Linked DNA regions of Homo sapiens: all the other regions are linked to region 2. The links are chromatin loops, found by intact Hi-C in ENCODE. Cell type or tissue: sigmoid colon. All regions are shown on one strand.

Region 1 (8,000 bases), 150 kb after region 2:
CAGATGCCTCCCTTGGTCTCTCCAGAGCTGAAGTCAGAGAGGAGCTGAGAGATGACTGATGTTGAGGTCAAGTCATCCTTCTGTTCTCACAGCCATTTCTCCCTCTCTTTCCTGACTCGCAAAATCACCACACCATTAATCCCAAGGGCAAGGAAAAGGACTCTGGGTTAGGCGGCTGGGCTGGAGACACAGTCGGCAGAATGGCGCTGGTGCAGGTTGCAGGGAAGGGAGCCGTGCTGTCCCCATGCCATCCTGTCCTCCCAGCAGAATCCAGACTGTGAAGGGTCTGCTTTTTAGATTACCCTCCTGCACCCCTCAGCGTGCACGCGATAGGGCAGCCATTCTTCAGGTCACCCAGAGGGAGACATCCCCATCAAACACCCCCCCCTTCCCTAGGTCCTCTTATGTCACCTGGGTCCCAAGAGCCCGTGGTCTGGCTCACCCGGAATCTGGCAGCCGCCAGGTAGAGGAAGGGCCTGCAGTGCCAGGCAGACTGACAGAGAACAGCAGGGAAGTCGGCTGCGTCACTCTCATGTCCTCGGAGCTTCTCCCCCAGGTTGGTGTAGGGAGTGCTGAGCCGTGGGGTCCAGGGTCAGCTGACCATCAGGGAAGGACTGTTGGAATGTGTTTCCTGGTCCCTAAATGCCTGCTACCCTCTCTAGAGATCTCAGTAGTCTGCCATGGAGCAAAGAGACCTAAGCGGGTCTTCACAAAACCTAGGTTCTGACACCTGACGTCTACCTGGCTTGGTAACTGAACCAGGTACTTGCCCTCCTTCTCCTGACCTGGAGTGAGGTACCCTGTCACCACTACAACCTCCCAGGCAGGGCTGCCGAGAGCTAGGAGCCTGCGCCACATCATTCAGATGTGATCACTAAGAGTCGATCCACTCCAGGAAGAATGAGACCTCTGTTCACAGGAAGCTTTTGGAGCAGAAACATCAGATCCTATTTGAAGTTTCAGCTCCTTCTCTTCAGCTGTGTGGCCATGAACCAGCACCCTGACCCTGAGCTTCCGCCTTCTTCTTTGTTCAAAGTGGGGAGAGCATCATATTGTCTCTTTTGAAATGTCCTCCCTCATCCTCCTGCCAATAAGCCTTGCTCTGTGGCAGATGCTGGGACTACACACATGAATGACTGAGGCTCTGGGGCAGGACCCACAGCAAACCAGCCCCTCCAGTCCCGAGCCTTGAGCGAGGGCAAGAGCGTGGCTCGAGTGACAGCCTGTGCCACTGAGTTCCCCGCACCTGGCACAGCACCAGGACATTGGTGCCAGAACACCCACAGGCGCTCAACGAGTGTTTGTAGAGGGGAGGAAAGAACTAGAAATGGCTTTGGTTGGAGCAGAGTGAACAAAGCCCCACCCCCGGAACCCGAACACCCGGATGCTGTTCCTTACTCACGTCCGTGCTCTTGGCAGGACACTTACCCTCTCCGGGCTTCTGTTTGCCCTCCTGTCAAATAGGATGGCTGGTCCTTTGGGGAATGCTCTAATGCCCTGCTCACTGCAACCCCGACCACCCTCTGGACACCTGCCGCAGAGTGGGTGGGGGACTGTGGGGCTTTGGGGCTCAGAAGCTGCTGGCAGATGGGCTGCGGTCCGTCTCCGGATGTCCCACCGATTGCCAGCAACGGTTCTCTAAAAGCCACCACAGTCTGTGGATATGTCAGCACCAATGCTGAAGCACCCAGTTTCAAAGAAATTAGGCCAAGGGGAAATGGGGGGCCAAGTCTGTGAGATTCACGCAAGGCTGATCAAGCCCTTTGGCTTCTGGCCAGGCTGCCAGCACCCTAGGTGCTGGCGTTTACTGCCTGACAGCCCATTACTCTGCACTGCTAATTGCAGAATAAGCTCCTCCAGAATATTCCAGATCATCCTGGAAGAAAGCAGCTTTAAGAGATTCTGCCAGTCAGACGCTTTAAAAAGAAGACAAAAGTCAAAGCCGTGCTCATATTTTCCTGGGGCTTAACGGAGCCTTCATCTGGACCCACAGCCAGGTCTCCTTCGAGGAGCTATGTTAAGCAGCAGAATTCAGGGAGGTGGGGAGAGTGGGCGGGAGGTCTGAATCCGCCATGCCTCCAAGGCCCCAGAGAGGGAGCGTGCGCTGTTCTGGAAGCTTTCTTCCTATCCTGAAGGCCCATCAAGTGGAAAGAGAACGGGGCTTTTCCACGTGGTTCCAGAAGACTCAGAGAACTTCAAAGTGTGGGGATTCGATGAAAAGGACAATGAGGGCTCCACATTTAACCAACAGTTCAGACTGTCCTCTCATGGTGTGGGCTGCCCGGGGAAATCACAAGCTCCTGGTCCCTGGAGGGGGTGCTGCCCATGAGGGACAGCAGCAGGGGCTGTGCATCGGAGAGCCGAGGCCCAGGCATCCCCCAAACCCTGAGGAGTTCTGCTTCCATAGCTGGTTGGCAGTTGGCTTAGAAAAATAAGAGGTTTTTTTGAAAAAATGAGTATTTTTCCTTCTGAGTTGAGTTCAATGCTGGAAAGGCCTAAACCCCAGAAGGTGCATTTCTCCAGATAAAATGTCTGACCTGGAAAAGGGGCCCCATGATAGCGCAGCCCCTGCCGCCATCAGCTGTTCCGGGTGAGCAGAGGTGCTGCACCTGGGGCTGCCTCTGGCTGTGCTGCAGCCCTTGGTCCCCCCAGTGCTCTGAGAGGGCATGCTGGGGGTCTCCCCTGCTCCCTCCTGGAATACTCGGCACACTCCCTGAGGAAGAGCCCCCTGGGGGCATCTGGCCTGCGCCTAGACCACAGGCCCCGTCCCTGCCCCAGACAAAAGCATCACTCCCCTTCCTGAGGTTCTTTGGGCCTCAGTCTTTTCTCTGGGGCTCCACACCCCTATGTCTGACTGGGACTGGCTGCTGGTAACTGGGGGCGTTTGTTTGGCTAACTTGAAGGGAGTGAGGAAGCAGCCACCCCGTTTCGGTTCTGACATTTGAGCAGGGAGGTGGCAGCCATGGGGACTGGAGGAGATTTGCCTTCCGTGTTCGACCCCAGGCCCAAGGGAAAAGGTGTCCGGCCTGGGGGCCAGGCTCCCGCTCACATCTTCTGGAGCTCTCCTCCTTCATCTGAGCTGGCTTCTGTCAGAAGGACGCCCTTCTTAAGGCAGCATGTCCCCAGGAGCCACACTGCAGGTACCTTCCCTCCTCCTGCACTGCCCTTCTGTGTGGGTTCCTGGACCAGCACGTCAGCGGCCTTTGTGGATCTGGAGGTGAAGTGGCCACACGAATGTTCTATCCCCACCTGAGAGCCTGGGGGTGGGCAGGATTGGAGGCCACCTGGTGACAGCAGCAGCCATCATGTCACTGGGGAGAGGGCCTTGTGCAGGCTCCGGCCACCTGCTGTGTATGAGGCTTAGATGGGCACGGGCTGTCAGGAAGACCTAGGGTTGGCCTTTGGGGAAACTGGGTCAGTGCTGAGTAAAATGGGCCAGATGAGTAAACCAGCCCCACACCTGCCCCTGCCCAGAACTTGTGACCTGCTGACAGGAAGGTGGGCCTGCCTGGTGCCCAGAAGGTCCTTCAACTTGCTCTTGACTGGCCCGGTGAGGGGCTGAGTGAGTGGCAGCGTGTGAGTCCCACCCCACGGTGGAGCTCTGACGGGCAGAGGTGTGCAGGAGGTGTGGGGCTGTGGGGCTGGGGATGCCTCCCCTCAGCCAGAACACCAGGACCTGGCCCCTGTGGAGCTTCTGGCCTGGGGAGGCCAGCCTTCTGGCTGGTGTCATTAGCCAAGACACACACACTTGGCCCCCTGGCAAACTGGTGCCATTTCTAAGCACTGAGAACAAACAGAAATGAAACACAAAACAGAGCCCCATAGAGACCAGGCCTCGCCCAGAGCTTCTAGAATCCAGGTGGAAAAGCTGGCACAGCCCCCACCCCACCCACGCATGTTTTCAGTTCCTTTTCAAGGCATTGTTGGAAAGCGGGGTGGGGCTCAGGGCTGCCCCCTCAGCTGCACCCACAAAATGCTTGTACTCAAAACTGACAGTGCCTCTGACACTTGCCAGAGAAGAAAGGGCCGCCCGGGAGGAAAGGAGGCAGGGCAGCCCTCAGCTCTGTGTTCCTGAGCTGCTCCAAGGAAACCCTTTCAAAGCCAGTCTCCTGTGGGCTTCTCAGAGTGGTACTGGTTTGCAGTCTATTTATATTTTGATTTAAAAGAAAAATATTTTTGAAAACACTACCGCTGCCACCCTGCTTCCCTCTGATCAATGGCATCCTCTAGAAGGAAAATTCAAATTCCCGAGAAGTGGTGACTCACATGTGCTGGTGTTTCTCATTTCATGCCTACATTTCAGCGAATGCAGACGGCCAGACCAACTGTGCTGCAGCTTATGGGAAGGGGCTGGAGCTCTTGTGGGGTCCTCATTTTCCTCAGGTCAGGGAACCCACTCTTAGAGGCCTGGTGGGCTTCCAGAAAGCCTGGTCTACCATGGACATAGCCCCTGACAGGACAAGCAGAAAGCAGCTAGGGTCAAGGGCAGAGTTGGAACACTGTAATCGGAGTCTAAAACTTGGAGGCTGGCCCTGGGCCAGGCCCTGCACCAGGCTTTCCAGACTCAGCCCTTCAGGAGCCTGCTGTCTAGCCCCACTCTGTGTCCAGCAGGGTCAAGGCCTTCAGCAAGGCTGTTCTCCTCTCTGGCCCTCTGTTTTCTCCTCTGTAAGAGTGTTGGCTCTGCGGGTGGGTTCTGGGATTTTCTTAGAGAGCAGTGTCAGATCTGTGGTGTACGAGCAAATAGCCTGAGGGGAAGCCATACAGCCCACTGGGCTCAGCTGGGAGCAGGGCATCTTCTCCCAGGGGGTGCTCGCATCCCCCAGAGACCATCATGCTAATGCTCTGTAAGGAGAGGAGGCTCTGAGTATGCTGGCCTGACTTGGGAGCATAGACAAGGGTGACCTGAGGCCAGAGCTTTCTTTGGGACTTCTCCTTCCCTACTACCCCACAGCATCCCACACCATCCCTCCTCCATCCCTCCATCTATCCAGCAAGCATTCCCCAAGAGCCTCTTCTGTACCAGGCCCACTCCAGGTGCCGTACATGCAAAGACAAATCATGGTGGTCCTTGCTGTTAAAGAGGGAGATGGAGGTGAAGAGTCAGCCAACTACTGGCATCACGGAAGGGCCCCCCCTCCTCTCGGAGTCACTAATAGTGTCAACTGAGGAATCAGTAGGTTCATACATTTGCAGAAGAGACTTCATTTCTTACAAAGGATTGCAGCCTTCAGGGTGGCCATCTTGACTGGCTGGGAAATGTAGCCTCAGGCAGAGACCAAAAGCAAGCACTTTGAGAGAGGGGAGGGTGGAACAGGGATTTATGTGGAACTGGTTGGCCAAGTATACATATTCAACAGGTTATAGGAGGAGCTATGAATATTCACAAAAGGGGGATGTGTGCATGTGTGTGATAAGCAAATACGCAAATTACATGCATCCCATGTTCACTTTAGGGTGGAGACATAACATTTAGGTGCATTACAGTTCGGTCCTATACATCAACAGATGAGGCAGGGGCAGGAAGACACACAGTGCTCAGCCTCTTACTAAACCAGTCAGAACCAGCCTGTGGTTGGTGGTCTCTTGTCCCGTCAAAGCTGCAGTTGCAACCTGTGGAATGGGAGCTCAGTTAGGGTCTGGGGTAGGTGAGCTGCAATTGTTTCAATATTGCTTATCTCGAGGCCAGTGCTTGTTTAGCTGCTAGAGAAAAGAAAAACCTTGTGGCAGTTAGAAGGCGGTGTATTCTTTCAGGGATATGTGACTTAACCCTTGCCTGTCGTGGTCTTAGTTCTGGTTTATGATTTGGTATCTTATTGCACAGCGAGTCTGTTCCATCAGTCTTATGATCTCTAGTTTAACAATGGTAATGAGAACAGCCATAATCCTAATATTGCTGAGAGCTGCCACCCACTGAAGGCGTACAAATATGCTGGGCGATCTGCTAAGTGCCTTGCAAACTCTGACCTCATTTAGTCCTTACTAAACGAGTTAGTCCAACTAACTCCCCCGTTTGGTTAGTATTTCTCCCCCTTATGCAGATAAAGCATCTGACACTCAGAGTATGTTGTCCAAGTAAACGGTGGAGCTAGGATTCAAGCCCAGTCTGCTGGGGTGAGCCTAGGACTCACACCCCCAACCTCCACACTCCACTGTCCCAGAGAGCAACGTGCCCCTCCCCTGTGGCCAGCCAGGTCCCTCCATGCAGAAGCCACCAGCAGCAGCCAGGGCCTGTAGCACCTTTCAGGCCCCTCACCTACACCCTGAGCCCCCAGTGTGCCATCTGTGGCCAGCACAACTGCAGCTCTGGCCACAGCCAGCTCAGCAGCACTGTCATCTTCCCAAAGGGAGACAAAGGTGGGATGATGGGCTTTCCACCCCAGAAGCTGCCACCACAGTCCCTGACACCCCACCACGAGGAGGCTGTATGACTTTGTTCAAAAGTCGTGGTGGTGCCCGTTTGACTCAGGTGGCCCCAGCAGCTCAGGTGGGCGCTGAGCCGTGGGAAAAGCCACTGATCCTGGTCCTCAGCCCCCACCACCCTTGCCTTTGGGCCTCACTCCCTCTGGAGGAGAAGGGGTCCCACTCCACCAGTGAGGTTTGACCTCCACCAGCTGCAATGAGCGGTGGCTGACTTGCAGATGCTAAGAAAATCTTTTTTTTTTTTTTTTTGAGACGGAGTCTTGCTCTGTTGCCCAGGCTGTAGTGCGGTGGTGTGATTTCTGCTCACTGCAAGCTCCACCTCCTGGGTTCACACCATTCTCCTGCCTCAGCCTGCCAAGTAGCTGGGACTACAGGCGCCCGCCACCACGCCCAGCTAATTTTTTGTATTTTTTAGTAGAGACAGGGTTTCACCGTGTTAGCCAGGATGGTCTCGATCTCCTGACCTTGTGATCCACCCACCTCGGCCTCCCAAAGTGCTAGGATTACAGGCATGAGCCACTGCACCCAGCCGATGCTGAGAAAATCTTTCACCCTCTCCATGGCAAGCTGTGGTGGGTCAGAGCACAGGCCCTGGACCAGGCAGACAGACCCACGCTCAGTCTGTGGTAGCTTTAAACAGTATGCTGCTCTCATCAAGTTTCTGGGTCTGCTCATTTATTCATTCTGCCCCAAGTTACTGGCCACCTGCCCAGTGTCAGGCCTGGAGGTGCAGAGATGACCGGGGTTCACCCAGTCCCTGCCCTCCAGGCACTCACAGCAAAGCCTAGTGGGGGAACAGAGCTAGAGATAAGCCACCTCAATTAATGTGGCACCTGTCACACAAGATGGTGTCAAAAGCACTTTGCAGTCAGCAAAACATACACTACATTGATCATAATGGCTTGCACATGCACACTTAATAGAGCCTGGTGATCCATGAATTTGTCCTCCCAGGTTTACTTGTGTTTTTGGAGAGGCCACCTGACAACACTGCCTTAAGCCACCCATGCCCACCTCTACCCCCTGCAAAGGGTAATGGTGGAGTTTCTGACCCAGGAGCAGAACAGAAAGATCTTTAAGTGCTCCAGTACCATCCCTGACACTAGACTTCCTACCCATCAGTGGCCCTGGAGTGGCCCAGCAGGCTCTGCAGAATCCAGGCCGGCTGTGATGTGGTGAGGGACAGCTCACTGCTCTCTGCACTAACACTGCACTGCTGCTCAGAGAAGCTGAGAGCACTACCGGCAGGGGAGCCTGCCCATCAGCCATGCCCTGGCGTAGAGAGCACTTGGAGTGGTTCACCTCCATCCCTGCTGCTGAATGCTTGATTTCCAAAACATTATGCCTGGGGAAAAGCAATAACCAGGTAGACCAACTGACCCCCACCCAGAGCTGGGCCACAGGACTTCTTTTCAGCAATGGCTTCTCCTTGGGAAGGATGCTTTCAGGGACGTTATCTCCCTGTATCTGTACCGTTAGAGGGACAAGCAGTGGTCTGTGATGTGCTCTTGAACCCAGCAAAGGGCTAACTTGGCTTTTGTGCAGAGTGCCATGGGGATGTCCAAAATCTCCCAAAAGAG
Region 2 (8,000 bases):
GGTTGTGGGTTTGATCCCTGGCCCCTGACTGCAGCAAGCCATCTGTCTTCACAAATGCGTGTCATTGGATATGAGGAGGAGAGTATGTACAGAGGGGGAAGCTGGACTCCATTCTGGGAAAAACAGCTCCCTGACAGCCGGCCACAGTGTCCTTTTGGACTGTGAAGGGTATCTGTTCTTCTCCCACTTTCCAGATCTGGGTATCTGGTTTTGATTTCAGCCTTTTTCAAGATAGATGATACTAAGGGTTACGTAAATTCTCAAGCCTGAGAACTAAAAGTGATGGACCTAGAAGATACATGGTATGTATCTGCTTTTCCGGAGTTGTAAGTGTTGACAATATCCAGAATGACATTGTCTTTGTCAACACTTACAACTCTGGAAAAGCAGATACATACCATAAGGGTATACGTATATGATGATGGGATGTATCTCATGGTATACCAAGTACCTGCTTTAGTTGTTCCCTTTGTAACTGAGATAACTCTTTTCAGCAAGGAGATGGGGAAAGGGGTCTGGGAATATAAGATGGTGCTCACTCTTTTCTTTCTTTTGGGGGTGCCCAGCTTGTTAAACGTCACTGGTACTGGCTGGCCCTGTAAGGCAGTTGAGACAAGGAGTGGTGGGTACACAGGGGGCCTTTGCCTTCACAATGATTGCAGTTTGGTTGGTGAACAGATATAAACTCAAATGAAAATCAGTATGGAAAGGTATAAAGTGCTATCTAGGCTGGCCTCAGCCCTGGGTCTTGACCCTGCAGACAGAGGAGCAAGTGTGAAGGCACAAGGGCAGGAAAGTTTCCCTGAAATGCCTGGAACTTTTCTTTAAAAAACCTCAAAATCTCCATTATCCACGTAGCTCTCTAGAAACTGCTAGGCTGGGCATGCCACTGGTGTAGGAGTACTGCTCCCCCAGGTCTCCACGCTATAAGCAAAGCCCCCGAGGGCATACTAGGCTGTTCTAGTTAAGAGAGTGCAGTGCTTTGCTGCCTGCTGAACTGTGTTCAGTGAGAAAGAAGGAGAAAAGAAACGGGTAGGAAATGTATCCCCTCATTGTCTTGGTTCATTCGGCTCATGATGGTTCTTTTTCATTCAACAAATATTAATTGGGTGCTTCCTGTATGCCAGGCTCCGTTTCAGAGGCTTGGGTTATGTCAGTGAATAAAGCCAAGGCCTCTGTCTTGGAGGCACTTACATTTTTGTGGGGATGTGAAGCCATCTAAGCTCCCTGAGGCAGGGACGGTGTCCCCTGCTCAACAGTGTGTCCTCAGGGACCAACCTGGCCTTGGCTGAGAAACATTGCTCAGTCATTGTGGAAGTAACCTAGTGCTTCAGCATTTCAGGAGTGCTGGTTGGTGAGAAGAAAACATGGAGAAAGGCAGACGGTTTCTTTGCTCTTTGAGATCTACTGGGTTGACTTATTGTGTTTGATCTTTAGTTATAAGATTCTCAGCCACATAAGAGAAAAAAATATTGAATAGACTCTAGCAGGCCTCCTTTTCCTCATTACCCAGGAAATTGACCCAGTCTTTTATTCACACTACTACTTTGAGTTTCCACGACAATGACAGGTGATATTGAATTTAAGTGTATTGGTGCCTAGGTCAGATTTTGAGGTCTGAAGATAATTTGGAAGGACAAGTTAAAGGGAAGAATTGTCTTTTCCCACCCTACTCCCAAGAAATAAAAGGAGAAATAACAACACAACAAAAATGTATTGAGCTTATTATTGAAGTAGCCACTCATTACAAGCTGAAATGATTCTCATGTCCCCAAATTTCTCTAGCCTTGGTTTTCCATTTTGATTTTGGAGCTCTGGCCTTCTTCCCATTTACATTTCCTCCTTGGTTTGATCACAGAGGGACAGATGGCAATATTAAAGAGCCGAGAATGTGGTTCAGAGTCATAGAACAGGACGAAACCAGGTGCGGTAAGCTTGTACGTTAGAATGTACATTTCAGAGCCTGGAAAGGTGCTGCCATGGGGCCCAAGGGGGAACTGGAACCTATCGCCAGGACAGAGGGTCGAGAGGGAGGGTTGAATGCTGGCGAATCAGCAGACAAGCCCTGGAAGGAGGTTCAGCAGGAGGAGGATAAAACCAGATAGAAAAGATAGGAGAGAAGAAAAGATGGAAGTAGGTCAAGGGAAGAGTAGACTATGTCCCCATGAAAAGTGGTAGGCTTTCCTGCCAGTGGAAAAACAAGGATTTGAATGAGAGCAAGGCTGTGGGACTCTGGCCTGAGCTCTCCATAATGGGCTGAGGACAGTGATGTTGGTGAGCGGAAGCAGAGCTTTGCCTGTCAGGCGGAACGAGCAGCTGGTGCTCCGGGGACCTGCAGGCCCTTTCCTCCTTGGTCCCAGCCGAGCTGTTGGGAACGATTCCAAGTGGAAGGAAATGCACCCAGCTCAGGAAGCTTGTGAAGTAAAGTGCAGGAGATGAACCCCAAGTTCTGACAGCTTGCCAGAGTGCCCGCTGAGTGAATGCTGGCAGGAACATTTGTTTTGAGAATAGTTTACCATAATGAATTCTGACATCATTGCACTCTCTCAGGCAAGGGTGTTGAAATGGAATAAATGACCTAATGTCAGGGATTTGTGGAAACCCTCAAAACAGGGAGATTGGGAGATTCCTTGGCTCTCTTATCTTCATTTTGAGTGGAGTTTTAAGCAACAGTTCCTTCTTAGATGTTTAATTGATCTCAACATTTTAAGAATTAACTAACAGTTTGAAGATATGAAAGCAATCGTGTGGGTTTTGTTTGCCTCTCTCAAATTGGGTTATCTCATAGCATTTGGAATAGAATTCTTGCAAGTTAACTTCCTCTTTTTTTTGTTCTGATTATCCGTGTACTTGAACATTTTTCCTTTTCTGCTCTCATGGCAACAGTGGAAGCGATTAGTTGAATAAAATTATGATTATGTGATTTAAACATGTTTGGAAGACAGGATTTCCTGGGAATCATGCTTTTACATTTGGGCACTTTAAGATGTGCCTGTTTCACCTCTTCTTGCTGTCCGATTGATCTGTGGTGGGGCGGGCACCCTTCTGGGTGCCGCATTCATTGCAATGGGTTGTAGCTTCAGGCCTTCTCAGCTCTGTGGTTACTGTGGCTTCTTTGTTTACAAGCAGATGCTTCCCAGATTGAGGAAGAATTTGCTTCTGAATCTTAAACTCTCTCCAGGAATAAACTGGAAACAGTTTGAGAAAAACTTGTATTTGCTTCAAAGGCTTAATTGGGAATACGCACCCAGTGGCTGGTGTTGCCTCATCCTGCCTGGCCTCCTTCGGGGCGGAGACTTCCTCCGTTCCTCCACCAGAGGGCCTCGGTCCTGCATGGGAGAAACCGTCTTGCACCTTAACGGGGGAATTGAATTTCTCTACCCGTCATTGATCTCTTTCGGCAGCCCAGGGCATTACCCGCATTCACTGGACTTCTTCACCTGGGCCAACGGATTTTCTTTCCAGTTTTGGACCAGTAATGAGTATCTTATTAGCTGTCATCACTGGGACACACAGAATTTATGTTATAAATATATGAAGTAATTTGCATATTAATGATGCAAAACATAGACCTGAACTCTTGGATTCATATTTTGTTCCTTCCTCTAGAGTTACACTTCTGTTTTAGAGCTTATGTGTACCCAGGAAGGTAACAGAGTACGGTAGAAAGCTCCCAGCTCACTCTCTCACTGGGCCTGTGAGCTTGAGCAGGCCCTTCACTTCTGTGTCATAACGGACCAGATTCTGTTGGATCATTTATAGCTGGAAAATTCTGTGCTTCTGTAACTGTCTAAGTAGCTTACTCTGTTTCCTAGGACACTGGAAACATTCTGAATGACCAGTTCCTATTTGTAGGCTTCCCTGGGTTACAATATTTAGGTTTGATCCTGCTTATTCCAGGCCTGATTTCTACCTGGTAAATCAGCCCCTTCAACCAGGGTCTCCACTTATGTTGCCTCAGTCACAGCTTATTTCATACAATTCAAAGTACCATCCCTTCTGTACCCAGTAGGAGTTTAATCCGTGATTCTGGAACAAAGTTAGACTACCATATCCATTCCCATCCTTTGTTTAGCTGTAGCTATTTCCTTCCCGCCGTGTTACTTAAGAGAACTGAGCTTCAGTCCAAAGCAAATGTACTTTGTTGCCTGTGAACATGGATCCCATAAAAACAAATGAAGGAGAAAGCAGAGTAGATTGCATGTCCCAGGGCCTGTTACCTAATCTTTATTCACGTCTCTGTTAGGTTTCCTTTAGTGCTGCTTGGCATCCTGAGCACAGCTTCTCTTTTTATGCCACCATCAAGCTTCTGATCTGATATCATCTGATATGTGTGGGTGAGAGGACTATGGGAGTATTTATGTACCTATGCCAATAAATCATTATCTTAAAGTTCTGGGGCCATTCTTGTGCATGAGAGCCCTGGGATGTCATGTAGGTATAAGATGCGAATTAATAGCCCTCATGAGTGCTTGTAACTTACAGAACCCACATTCAGTTTGATTTAATATCTTTGCATGATTCAAAATGTCGTCCAAGAAGAGAGCCAAATACCTAGAGCATCTGCCACGGCCTGCAGAGGCTGGCTGACACGTTTGCACTGGCTGACCCACACTGTGGCTTTTTGGAAAGATGAGATATGTTCTAATGAGCAGGTTATAAATATCGCCGAGTTATGTCATAGGTGGTGGCCGTGCTTAATGTAAAGGGACCAGCTGGGGAGCGTTCCCAGCTCAGCAGGCTGGATGCAGCTTTCAGAGAGGACAAGTGGGGCTTGAAAATATTGACCAGGATGTTACAAAATAATTATTTGTCTCTTAATGAAACATGTCACCAAATGTGTCCCTGTGGGGTGTGAGTGGCAGCGAGATGAGGTGTGCTCTGCTCACACTCAGGGAGCTCGGGTTCCAGTTGTCACATGCTCGCTCTCAGAAGGGGCCTCTGACCCTTTGCTTCTTTTTCGTCAGTGTGGGGTTTGGAGGAGGGTTGGTTTGATGAATTTACTGGGTTTGATAAGTTTATGTTCTCAAAGATGCAGAGTGGTTGCTTGGTGGAGTTCCTGTTTTTTTGTGCCTTCCATCTTCATATTTTATCCTTACCCATGTTGCACACGGTGCTTGCTCATATTCCTGTGCCCTGTTGCCCAGTGTTGTCTCCCACCTTTTAAATGAAAATATAGATTTCAGTCCCACTCTATAGAGCCATTGAGAGTTTGAACACAGACTCTTCTAAGGTATCTTGCTTTTTAATTTGTTGGCTTCAACTGATTTTCAAATTTTTATTTTTTAGAGAAAATGTGCTAGGGGTTAGAAAACACAAAAGGCCATCAATCTTAGGTCAAATGTTTCATTTAACCAAAGATGGCTAGGCATGTGCAGAGTAATCGTTTGCTTAAAATCTAGCCAACAGCTTTTATGCAGACAAAATGCATTGAAACGTGCATATAAAATATTTAATATTAATACATGCCAGATGAAAACCGTCAAATTCTGTGTCCACACAGGAACTTGACAAGAGGAGTCGGAAGATTTAGAGAGCTTCTCAGAGCAGTTGAAACAAGAACGACTCAAAACCTGCGAATGGTAAGTGTGAACAGTGACTTGATTGAGGCCAGCAGGGCACTTGTCTCATAGGTATTTACATTCATATTTTTTTACATTTATGTATTATAAATATATGTGACATATATGTGTTATAAATATATGTGACATATATGCATTATACATATATTTATAATAAATATATGTGACATATATGTGTTATAAATATATGTGACATATATTTATGTACATATATGTCACATATATTGTATGTGTGACATATATATGTATATAAAATATACATGTTTTATAATAAAATGTATATAAAATATACATGTTTTATACTAAAATGTATATAAAATATACATATTTTATATGTATATTTATTTATTTTATATAAAATAAAATGTATATAAAATATACCTATTTTATAATAAAATAAAATATATTTTATAATAAAATAAAATATATTTTATAATAAAATAAAATATATTTTATAATAAAATAAAAAATATACATATATTTATAATAAATATATGTGGCATATGTGTTATAAATATATGTGACATATATTATACATATATTTATAATAAATATATGTGACATATTATACATATATTTATAATAAATATATGTGACATATATGTGTTATAAATATATGTGACATATATTTATGTACATATATGTCACATATATTGTATGTGTGACATATATATGTATATAAAATATACATGTTTTATAATAAAATGTATATAAAATATACATATTTTATATGTATATTTATTTATTTTATATAAAATAAAATGTATATAAAATATACCTATTTTATAATAAAATAAAATATATTTTATAATAAAATAAAAATATACATATATTTATAATAAATATATGTGACATATGTGTTATAAATATATGTGACATATATTATACATATATTTATAATATATGTGACATATATGTATTATACATATATGTCACTGGGCTTGTGAACTTGCGCAAGCCCTTTCACTTCTGTGTCATAATGGATATTTACGTGACATATATTTATAATATATAAATAGCAGTTTACTCATTTAAAGTTTTTAGCATATTCACAGAATTGTCCAGCTATCACTAATATTTAATTTCAGGACATCTTAATCACCCCCAAAAGAAACTCTATACTCGTTAGTAGTCAATCCCCATTTTCCCCTCCCCCTAGTCCCTGGCAACCACTAATTTACTTTCTGTTTCTATGGATTTGCCTATTTGGGGCATTTGCTATAACTGGAATGATACCATTCGTGGTTTTGTTTTTTTGTTTTGAGATAGAGTCTCGCTCTGTTGCCCAGGTTGGAGTGCAATCGCACAATCTTGGCTCATTGCCTCCTGCCCCAGCCTCCGAGTAGCTGGGACTACAGGTGCGCATCACCACACCTGACTAATTTGTAGTCTTTTTGTGATTGGCTTTCTTCACTTAGCATAATGCTTTCAAGCTTCCTCTGGGTCACAGCATGATCAGTATTTCTTTCCTTTTTATTGCCAAATAATATTCCATTGTGTGGATATATCACATTTTATTTGTCCATTCATCAGCTGATGGACATTGGGTTGTTTCTACTTTTGGGCAAGTACAAGTAATGCTGCTACGAACATTCATGTACAAGTTTTTGTGTGGACTTATGTGTTCTTTCTCTTGGCTGTATACTTAGAAGTGGAATTGCTGGGTCATATGGTAACTGTGTTTAACAATTTGAGGTGCTGCCAGACTGTTTTCCAAAGCAGCTGTACCATATTACATTCCCACCAGCAGTTATGAGGGTTCCAATTTCTCCACACCCTCAACAACAGTTGTTATTATCTTTTTAGGTGTAACCATCCTGGTGGGAGTGTGGTGATATTCCATTGTGGTTTGATTGGCACTTCCTTGATGGCTAATGATTTTGAGCATCCTTTCCTGTGTTGTTGGCAGCGTTCTCTGCTGAAACCTGAGAATTGCACCTGTTAAGGCAGGCAGAATGTAGGCCCTCGTGGCTGCCAGGGTGTTGAGGGGTTGGTGTATGCTTATGATTCATACCAAACCCAGACAGAATAAGGCAGATTGGATCCCGAGGGCTGCTAGTTGTTTGGCTAATTATATTGACTATAAAACTTGGAAGAAAAATATACAACATAGTTAAATTAACTGGTTGGTTAGCAATTTGACTCTCCTGTTGACTTGAATTCTTTCTTTTCTTTTTTTAATCCTTTCACTTTCCTATCTAGGGACGTTCATTAGGTAGACCTCTATAACTTGCCCTACACAGCCATAGCCAGTGGGTGCTTGAGTGGAGGACTGGTGCTTATTAAAACTAAGCAAATGCCACATGTCACAGTTGATGTAACAACCTCATGTAAGATTGCAATTTATCTTTTATTGCCCATACTTTTGTCCTTTCTTTATCATGAATCCTTTAAATGCTGTAGGAGATTATTCAGTTG
Region 3 (8,000 bases), 53 kb after region 2:
TCCACATAGAAGCAGAGAAGACCACGTTTGCAATCAGCTAGGAGGCCAGTATGGTCCCTTCCTGTCTGACGTCAAAGGCCAGTTCTTAAAACTGAGCCTAGTGTCTCACCACACTCTTACACGACAGTTATCTGCAATAAATCAGTGAACGGCATGGAATTTTGTAGAAGCTTCAAAAGACTGAATGAGTGCCTTTCTCTTCCCTTTTTTCACCAAAAACCCAAACCTCATTTTATAAGCAAAGCTGGGTCTTTGATTTTCATATGGTTTCTCTGAAATCTAGAAATTTGGATAAAGTAGCATTAAGGAAGGCCAAGCCAAACTTAACCAAAGCAGCCATCGCCTTGCCAAGTGCACACATGGCTTCACTGCGTCCCAGCACGACACAGAGACCCATCTGCTGGGGAGATCAGACCTCAGGGCCTATGGATTCTTCACCTCGAGGCCCTCCGCAAAGCCGACAAGCTTCAGCTGCCATTTTAGATGCTAGACAAAACACAGAAATGCACTCCTATTCTGTACCTTTATACAGTGGTAAGAGGGAAATGGTTTACATGTGTAGGTGGACAAAGAAGAAGAGTTTAAATGAAGCATTACATAGTTAAATAAATACGGGCCCTTAGTATAAGAATGCAAATGTGGAGAAGACTTGCTTGATAGGGAAAGTAAAAATGGCCTCCTCTCCCATGTACTAATAGCCGTAAATACTTTTTCAGGGCCCACAGCCTGTCACCCACAGATCACCAAGCAGCTTTCTACCTGGCTCTGCAGCTTGCCATCTCCAGACAGGTCAGTTTCTCTAATGTTTCCTATACTTGCTGCACTCTGTATCTTGATACAACTCCTTCAGCTCTTCAGTTTGAAGTGGTAGGTGATCTTCCTTTATTCCATTGAGGCTGACCTGGAGCCAGGAACCCTTCTCAGAGGTTTCAGCAAAGAGCCTGGTGTTTTGGTTGGTTTGAGCATCAGCTGTGAAGACACAGGAGTTCCAGGCTCTGCTATTGGACATTAAATCCACACAGCTGGAGGGCCCAAGCTAGGGTCAGATGGCAACCTGGGGAGCAGCACATGGCATATACCCTGAACCCAGGAGTCATCAAAGAGCCTCTGTCCCTTGCCAACAGGAACCAGGTAGCAGAACCCAGTGCTGAGCTGCATGGTGGGGATTTAGCCCTGATTGGCGTCTGGTTGTCATAAGGGTGTCATTGATTGGCAGGAAGATGCCAGCAGGCAGAGACAAAAGAACCAGGTCCTTTACAATACGTGGAAAACATGAACAGTTACACACCGTGGCTACTCGAAAAAGGGGACTTAACACTATCTCCTTGCGGGAGGGGCAAGTTTTGTCGGCCTTCATCTTCCCAAAGGCAGCTTTTAGATGCTGCCTCTGCCATTCCCGAAACCCTCCTATCCCCTCCCAGCTGTTCTGGGGATGTTGGCCACATGCCTGGCCACCCACCAGGTGCAAGACACTGGTGGTAACCCCAGCACATTCCTGAGTGCTGACTGGGAGGGTGATTCAAAGGTCAGCTCTCCAGACATGCCATTCCCCTGGCAGGCCTGGGCTGAGGTATGCACCTGTCTTCCTGGTTGCTTGGGAATGGCATTGAGAAGTGGCTTCCATTGGCAACCTAGGGACTAAGGAAACCAGGATACCTCCCTGTAAAGGTCCTGTCACCTGACTGTGGCTCACAGCTGGGCTTCTGCAGCAGGTGTGGGCATTGATTGACCATCTGATCTCTCCCCTACGCTGACAGCTTCTCTCGCCTCCTCCATGAAGCCTTGCTCCTGTAGCAGCCTGCACTTCTTCCTTTTGCCCAGCTTTCTTGTTCAGTATCTGTCTTTCTCACTGGACTGTAGGTTCCAGGAACCCATGCCCATCATTGTCATTGCTTTACCCTGGCACTTGGAATGCCACCTGACATGTGTTCAGCACTCAGGAATACTCGCTAAATGAAGGAACCAGCTTTGAATTCCTTCAAGGCAGCTATCCCTTAAAGACATCGTTTTGATCCCTGTATCAGTTTGTCCCTGGTTGCTCTGGTCATCCCTGCAAATCAACATCATGCCTATGCTTTGCCTTTCGACCCACCCATCAATACCAGGTTGAGTGCTATTCACATAGTAGGTTGTCACCTGGGGAAGGATGAGTAAATGGAGCCTTGTGGGTGTGGCAGCAGCCTTTGTGGGCATGTAGTGTCAGAACACCAGAGCTCCGAGGGAGTGTTTCCCTGCTTCCCCAGGGGAGGGGGTTTGACCAGGAGGAGAGGATGGACAGGAATCACTCTCTTGTCAGACACTCAATAGCTGGGTGACCTTTCCCAAGCCATTTCACCTCCCGGGACTTCAGCTTCCTCCCTGTAACTGAAGGATTGGGGTGAATGGTCTCTCTTCCAACTGTGAGAGCTGTGATTCTATGGTTCCAAAGCAGAAAGCCTCCACAGCCAGCAGTTATAACCTAAATCCATCAAGAAAAGAAGTTCATTGAGGAAAAGTAATTGGTTTGGGAAAGAGAAGTCATAGCCTTCTACTAAGGAGGGAGGTTACTGAGGGTTTGGGAAAAAGCAGGAGAGCTGAGAAGAGGCCCCACAGAGGACTGGAGTTGGAGCGAGACCGGAAGCCATCTGTGGGATGGTTGTGCAAGAATGCTTCAGTCCAGAGCTCTATTTCGAAATCTAGCTTCGGGTTCTAATTCTCCCTGGTTACTGCCAAACCTGCATGGAATCCAGGGTGTCACATACCCATTTTGTGTGTATTTTATCAACCCTTGTGCTTGGATGATTTTGAAGAAAGTCTTGAACAGCTGTTGCACTGAAAGGTTCAGGATGTGTCTGGTCCTACATGAATTTGGACACATCTGCTTTGCATGCGGCATTGCAATTTGTTTCTCAGATCAACTTATTTTGGGTTGTAGTTTGGAAAGGTGTGGGGGCCTTTGTTGTTTACTTTTTTGGCATGTTTCCTTGATGTCTAGTGGAGGTCCAAGACAAAGGAACCTGAAAAGAATCACAGGCCTCTGATCACTCGGAAAGCTCTGTTAAAGGTTTTGTAACTTATTAAGCACTTTAATTTCAGTAATACTTGAAAAAATGAGAACAGTTCAGCTAAGGCAGTTTAATTCCACTAAAAATCTCTGACACTTTGTATGTGTCTCCACTTAGAGCAAAATCATCTTGGGCATAATCAAAAGTAGATCAGTTTTGTGGAAAGAATGAGAAAGTGTTTACTCAGGGAGAAGGGAAAGACTTGGAGCAGTATTGGCAGCTACGTAGAGAAACAGGGTCTCCTGTATCACTCTATCAGTCAGAATGTCTTTTGAAGGTGGCTTCTGCTTTCATGTTTGTGGTTAATATCCTGGGGCTGCCATAAAGATTTGGCTTAAAATGTGAATGAGGCACAATGTGAAACAACTCAATATTTGAAGAGAAGCAGACATTGAAAAGATGGCTTCTTTCGCGCGTGTGTGTGTGTGTGTGTGTGTGCGTGTGCATGTGTGTATGTAAAACCTTTTTTGGTTTTGTTTTAAACCAGATCCCAGAGGCTCTGGGGTATGTCCGCCAAGCTCTTCAGCTTCAAGGTGACGATGCCAACTCCCTGCACCTCCTTGCCCTCCTGCTGTCAGCACAGAAGCATTACCATGACGCTCTGAACATCATCGACATGGCCCTGAGTGAATACCCAGAAAATTTCATGTAAGTGATCCTGGGCTTTGGTTTTCCCTTACTCAGAAGTTATTAAATTTACTTCTTCCCCTGCCTTCTTTCCAATCTGTCTAAGTCCCTCATGGACACCCTGGCAGTCAATAATATAAAATCCCCTTTACTGTTATTTTTTCCTGATATTAAAAACAAACTTAGGGCTGGGCGCCGTGGCTCACATCTATAATCCCAGCACTTTGGGAGGCCGAGGTGGGTGGATCACCTGAGGTCAGGAGTTTGAGACCAGCCTGGACAATATGGTGAAGCCCTGTTTCTACTGAAAATATAAAATGTAGCTGGGTGTGGTGGCGGGCGCCTGTAATCCCAGCTCCTCGGGAGGCTGAGGGAGGAGAATTGCTTGAACCTGGGAGGCAGAGGTTGCAGTCAGTGGAGATTGTACCCCTGCACTGCATTCCAGCCTGGGCGACAGAGCGAGATTCCGTCTCAAAAAACAAACAAACAAACAAACAAACAAAAAACTTAGGCTGTTAGGTCATCCTAACATAAGGTCATCCTTATTTTTTTAAAATACTTTATCCACTCTTTCCCAATGTGTACCATTGGAGCACATGAGACAATTTTAGATGGACTGTGGATGAACATTTTTAATAGTTATACATTCCTTTTTTTTTTTGAGACGGAATATCACTCTGTTGCCCAGTCTGTAGTGCAGTGGCATGGTCTCGGCTCACTGCAACCTCCACTTCCCGGGTTCAAGCGATTTTCCTGTCTCAGCTTCCCTAGTAGCTGGGACTACAGGCGCCTGCCACCACACCCAGCTAATTTTTTGTATTTTTAGTAGAGACGGGGTTTCACCATGTTGGTCAGGCTGGCCTTGAACTCCTGACCTCACGATCTGCCCTCCTTGGTCTCCCAAAGTGCTGGGATTACAGGCATGAGCCACTGTGCCCAGCCTAGTTACACATTCTTAAATGTACATTAGAATGTAGTGATTTGATGAAAATTATTGCTCAGGGGGCTATTAAGAATTTTCCAAGTCAATTTAAAGAAAAATATTAAGTAAATATTAAGTAACTTCTGCCAGATATACTTGGATATGGCAGAAGTGATGTTGAACTCCAGTGGGTGAAATCTGGGAAACAGGGCTTTATAGCTTGTTTGTCCTGAGTTACTGAGGGCTTCCACTAGCTCTCGGTGATTCTCCTATTTTAGGCAATTTTGATCAAGATAGCTTCCCTCTCTGTGTCTTAGTTTTATTCTCTAGGAAATGGAAGTTCTTAAACAATCAATATTATACGTAACCTAAGAACTATCACTGTAAACTGTCATATGCTAGAATCATCTACCTACCTTCTTATCTTTCCTCTGAATCACTATAATCCATTGCCTGTTGGTTAGGCTTTGTTGAGAAGGACTTTGTCTTTTGGGCTACTGGGTTACCATTTCATCCTCAGTGGCAGTAGCTTAGTAACCAGTACACAATGGCCAGAAATAGTAAACATTCCTGCACGCTGGAAGGTTCTGATTGTCTACAGAGTTGCAGGGTCAGTAATGGGGCAGGGACTGCTTGGGGTTGGGGAGAAGGGAAAGAATGTAGAAGGTGGCCCAGGGTTGCTCTCTTCACTTTCAGAAGGAAGTGCAGCCACAAACTTTAAGTGGGTCAGCTCTGGCTTTATTTCACTGCCTCATCACCTCGCTGTGTTTTTAATCAGTGCTTTTCAGCAGCTCTCCTTGGAAAATTGGTTCACACATTTCCATTACAAACATTTCTTTGTCTTCAAGTGAAAAGGGCACTTCTTCCCATCGAGAGAATTCTTGTTATAATCCAGGAAACCTCTGACTAGAGATTTCTTTTGTAGGCTCAGCTATTTATGCAGAGTGAATTAAAGAGCTTTGCTGCAGTGTTTTACTTCTTGCAGATCTCAAACTTGCTCTTTTGTACACCAACTATATTTCTGGATTTTACCCCAAGCTGTTTATCCCATGGAACCTTAAAATGGTTAAAGCACTTTAAAAAATATTCGATCCTTTAACCATCGGTAAAGTACAACCTGATGCAATTGAATTCAGTGTCTCTCATCAATATTTATAAAGCTTCATTCCGTGTCTCACCCTCCAACACACACACACACACACACACACACACGCACACACACACAAGCTCTTTCATTAGGCATTGGACTCCAGGGTATGGTTCCTTCTTCCATAGCCTAGGGTGTCATCCAAGAGGAGGCTTATTAAACTAATAGCCATACCACATGGTAAGCAGTAAACAGTGGTGGCTAATATGGTAATGCCTCCAAGTGACAGCAGCTGACAGCCTTTTCAAGTAGTGGAAGTAAGGAACAGCAGTGGAGATATTTGAGGAATGCAAGGCTGTTATTTTAATGTTAAGCCGTAAGCTCAAAAAAGCAAAGCATATGGCAGCAGGTCTGAGAGCAGTCCGTGACTTGTTTGCTTTTTAAATATTTGTATTTCTTTGCGATGGGAAACTTCTTCCCAAGAATACTTTATTAAAAGTTGGGGCCAGATGTAATCAGTGGATCCCATGGTTTCTTCCCAACCTGGCTAAAACATTTCAACACCAACCGAAACAAGATTAAGTGGGCACTTGTTGCAACTGCCATGTAGTATTATCTGTTTGTTTGTGACAAGCTTGTCTGCAGCAGAACTGTAGACTCCCTGAAGCCTGGGAGTGGAGGACATAGCTGATGGGTAGTCAGGCCTTGATGGAGGTGAAACCTTCCCTCCGTGAGGGTCAGCTCTGTCCACCTGTTGGGCAGTTAGTAGAGGAGACAGCTGAAGGCCCTTGGAGGAGCAGCTGGTCCCTCCAGCGTTACATTCCTGTCACCATGAAATGATAAAACTTGCTGTTTAAGTACTTTGAATAAGCTTAACAGGGTCCAAAAAGTTCTAAGCTGAGAGGTACCATCTCAGCCACTTTGTCACTCCAAGCAGGGCTGAGACAACAGTAGAATCAACAATTGAGAAGATGTTTCTAACCGTAGGGATTTGTGAGAATCAGGAATTCTTTCTTCAGGGAACCCCCAAAATAGGCTCACTACTCTGGAGAAGCAGGCATTTTTGGAAGTGTTATAGGGTTAGTCCAGTATGGAAGGAAAGGAACGAGGAAGGCTTTTTTTGTAGTGGTTGAGAGTGCAGTCTTACAATGGGACAAGTTGAGTTTAGGACTCCAGATCCTTCACTTTTAAGTTGTGTGACCTTGAGCAAGTCACTAAATCTCTCTGAGTCTCATTTCCTCATCTACAAAATGTGAATAATAAAATATCCATCTCAGACAGTTGTGGTCAGAATTGATTTAGCTGGTGCATTTGAGGCATTGTACCTGGTAATCACGTAATAATTGGTAGAAACTCATATTACTATGACTATTACTACCAATACTACTGAAGTATGTTCAAATATGGTATTTTAGAATCCTTTAGAATTGTTCTTAAATATGGAATAAAATCAAATGAATGTTTATTAAATATATCTAAAATCATACAATGAACATATGTGTTTGCCTATTCGTAGTTTAGAAAAAAGAACATTAATATTACCTGTGAATTTCCTGTGTAGATTTATTTATACATATATACTTACACGTATCTTAAACATGTGTATGTATTTCCTAGGTATATGGATTTTTCGTGTAATATTGCCAATGATTTTTCTCTGTATCCTGTCCTTTTGCCTGTCACCTGACAGGTTAATGACCATTCTAAATTCTATGTTAATCATTCTCTCATGTTTCTATACCATGTATATTGTGCTTTTTCTTTCTCTCTCTCTTTTTTTTTTGTTTTGAGACAGGGCCTCACTCTGTCACCCAGGCTGGAGTGCAGTGGTACAGTCACAGCTCACTGCATTCTCAAACTCCCAGCTCAATGGATCCTTCAGCCTCCCGAGTAGCTGGGAGCACAGGCGTGTGCCACCATACCCAGCTCATTTTTGTATTTTTTGTAGTGATGGGGTTTCACCACGTTGGCCAGGCTGGGCTCAAACTCCTGAGCTCAAGCGATCCATGCGCCTCGGCCTCCCAAAGTGCTGGGATTACAGGCCTGAGCTACCGCACCCGGCGTGTACTCCTAAATAATAAAAATTGTGTTTTGCCTGTTTTAAACTTTTGGTAGAAAATGGAATCAGACTGAATATGTCCTTATGCTGCTTGCGTTCATTGCTTAACATCCCGTTCCTGAGGCTCCTCCTTGTTGCACGCAGCAGTGACTCTTTGGTTTGCATGAATGAATAGTATTTATTGTGTAAATGCACTAAGATTTCCTTACTTAGTCTACTGTGAATAGATACGTGGGTTGTTTTCAGGTTTTAGCTATTATG

Evidence for each region. Hi-C counts contacts between places; a loop is a spot of excess contacts. Peaks named below come from ENCODE experiments on the same cell type or tissue, not always from the same donor. Only the 100,000 strongest peaks of a DNase experiment are listed, where the experiment ranks them.
Region 1: a loop joins it to region 2, with 4 times the contacts of the local background. A loop is called at or near these places in 4 of 110 quality-filtered maps.
Region 3: it touches region 2 in a loop (4-fold over the local background); 3 of 110 quality-filtered maps call a loop at or near these places.

Annotation. Positions count from the first base shown.
Region 1 is chr14:90,547,797-90,555,796 of GRCh38, reverse strand. The region is part of intron 19 of TTC7B (tetratricopeptide repeat domain 7B); the gene reads left to right. Among named protein-coding and RNA genes, the nearest start is that of TTC7B-AS1, 91 kb to the left of the region's middle. RefSeq lists a silencer at 1,431-1,593. In sigmoid colon, no CTCF peak of the experiment used is centred here; DNase peaks (open chromatin) are centred at 1,161, 1,331, 1,766 and 3,976.
Region 2 is chr14:90,693,082-90,701,081 of GRCh38, reverse strand. It overlaps TTC7B (tetratricopeptide repeat domain 7B), which reads left to right. Exons shown (of 20, transcript NM_001010854.2): 6 at 5,504-5,582. It overlaps TTC7B-AS2 (TTC7B antisense RNA 2), which reads right to left and starts at 3,749. Exons shown (of 2, transcript NR_135190.1): 1 at 3,418-3,749; 2 at 1,708-3,329. In sigmoid colon, a CTCF peak has its summit at 3,291 (motif pointing right); DNase peaks (open chromatin) are centred at 2,381, 3,301 and 3,690; H3K27ac peaks cover 152 bases.
Region 3 is chr14:90,639,740-90,647,739 of GRCh38, reverse strand. TTC7B (tetratricopeptide repeat domain 7B) reads left to right here. Exons shown (of 20, transcript NM_001010854.2): 14 at 717-789; 15 at 3,532-3,692. TTC7B-AS1 (TTC7B antisense RNA 1) reads right to left here and starts at 5,111. Exons shown (of 5, transcript NR_110134.1): 1 at 5,010-5,111; 2 at 2,742-2,996; 3 at 760-969; 4 at 329-486. RefSeq lists enhancers at 151-1,350, 4,658-5,262, 5,263-5,867, 7,676-8,000. In sigmoid colon, no CTCF peak of the experiment used is centred here; DNase peaks (open chromatin) are centred at 2,623 and 3,579; H3K27ac peaks cover 277 bases.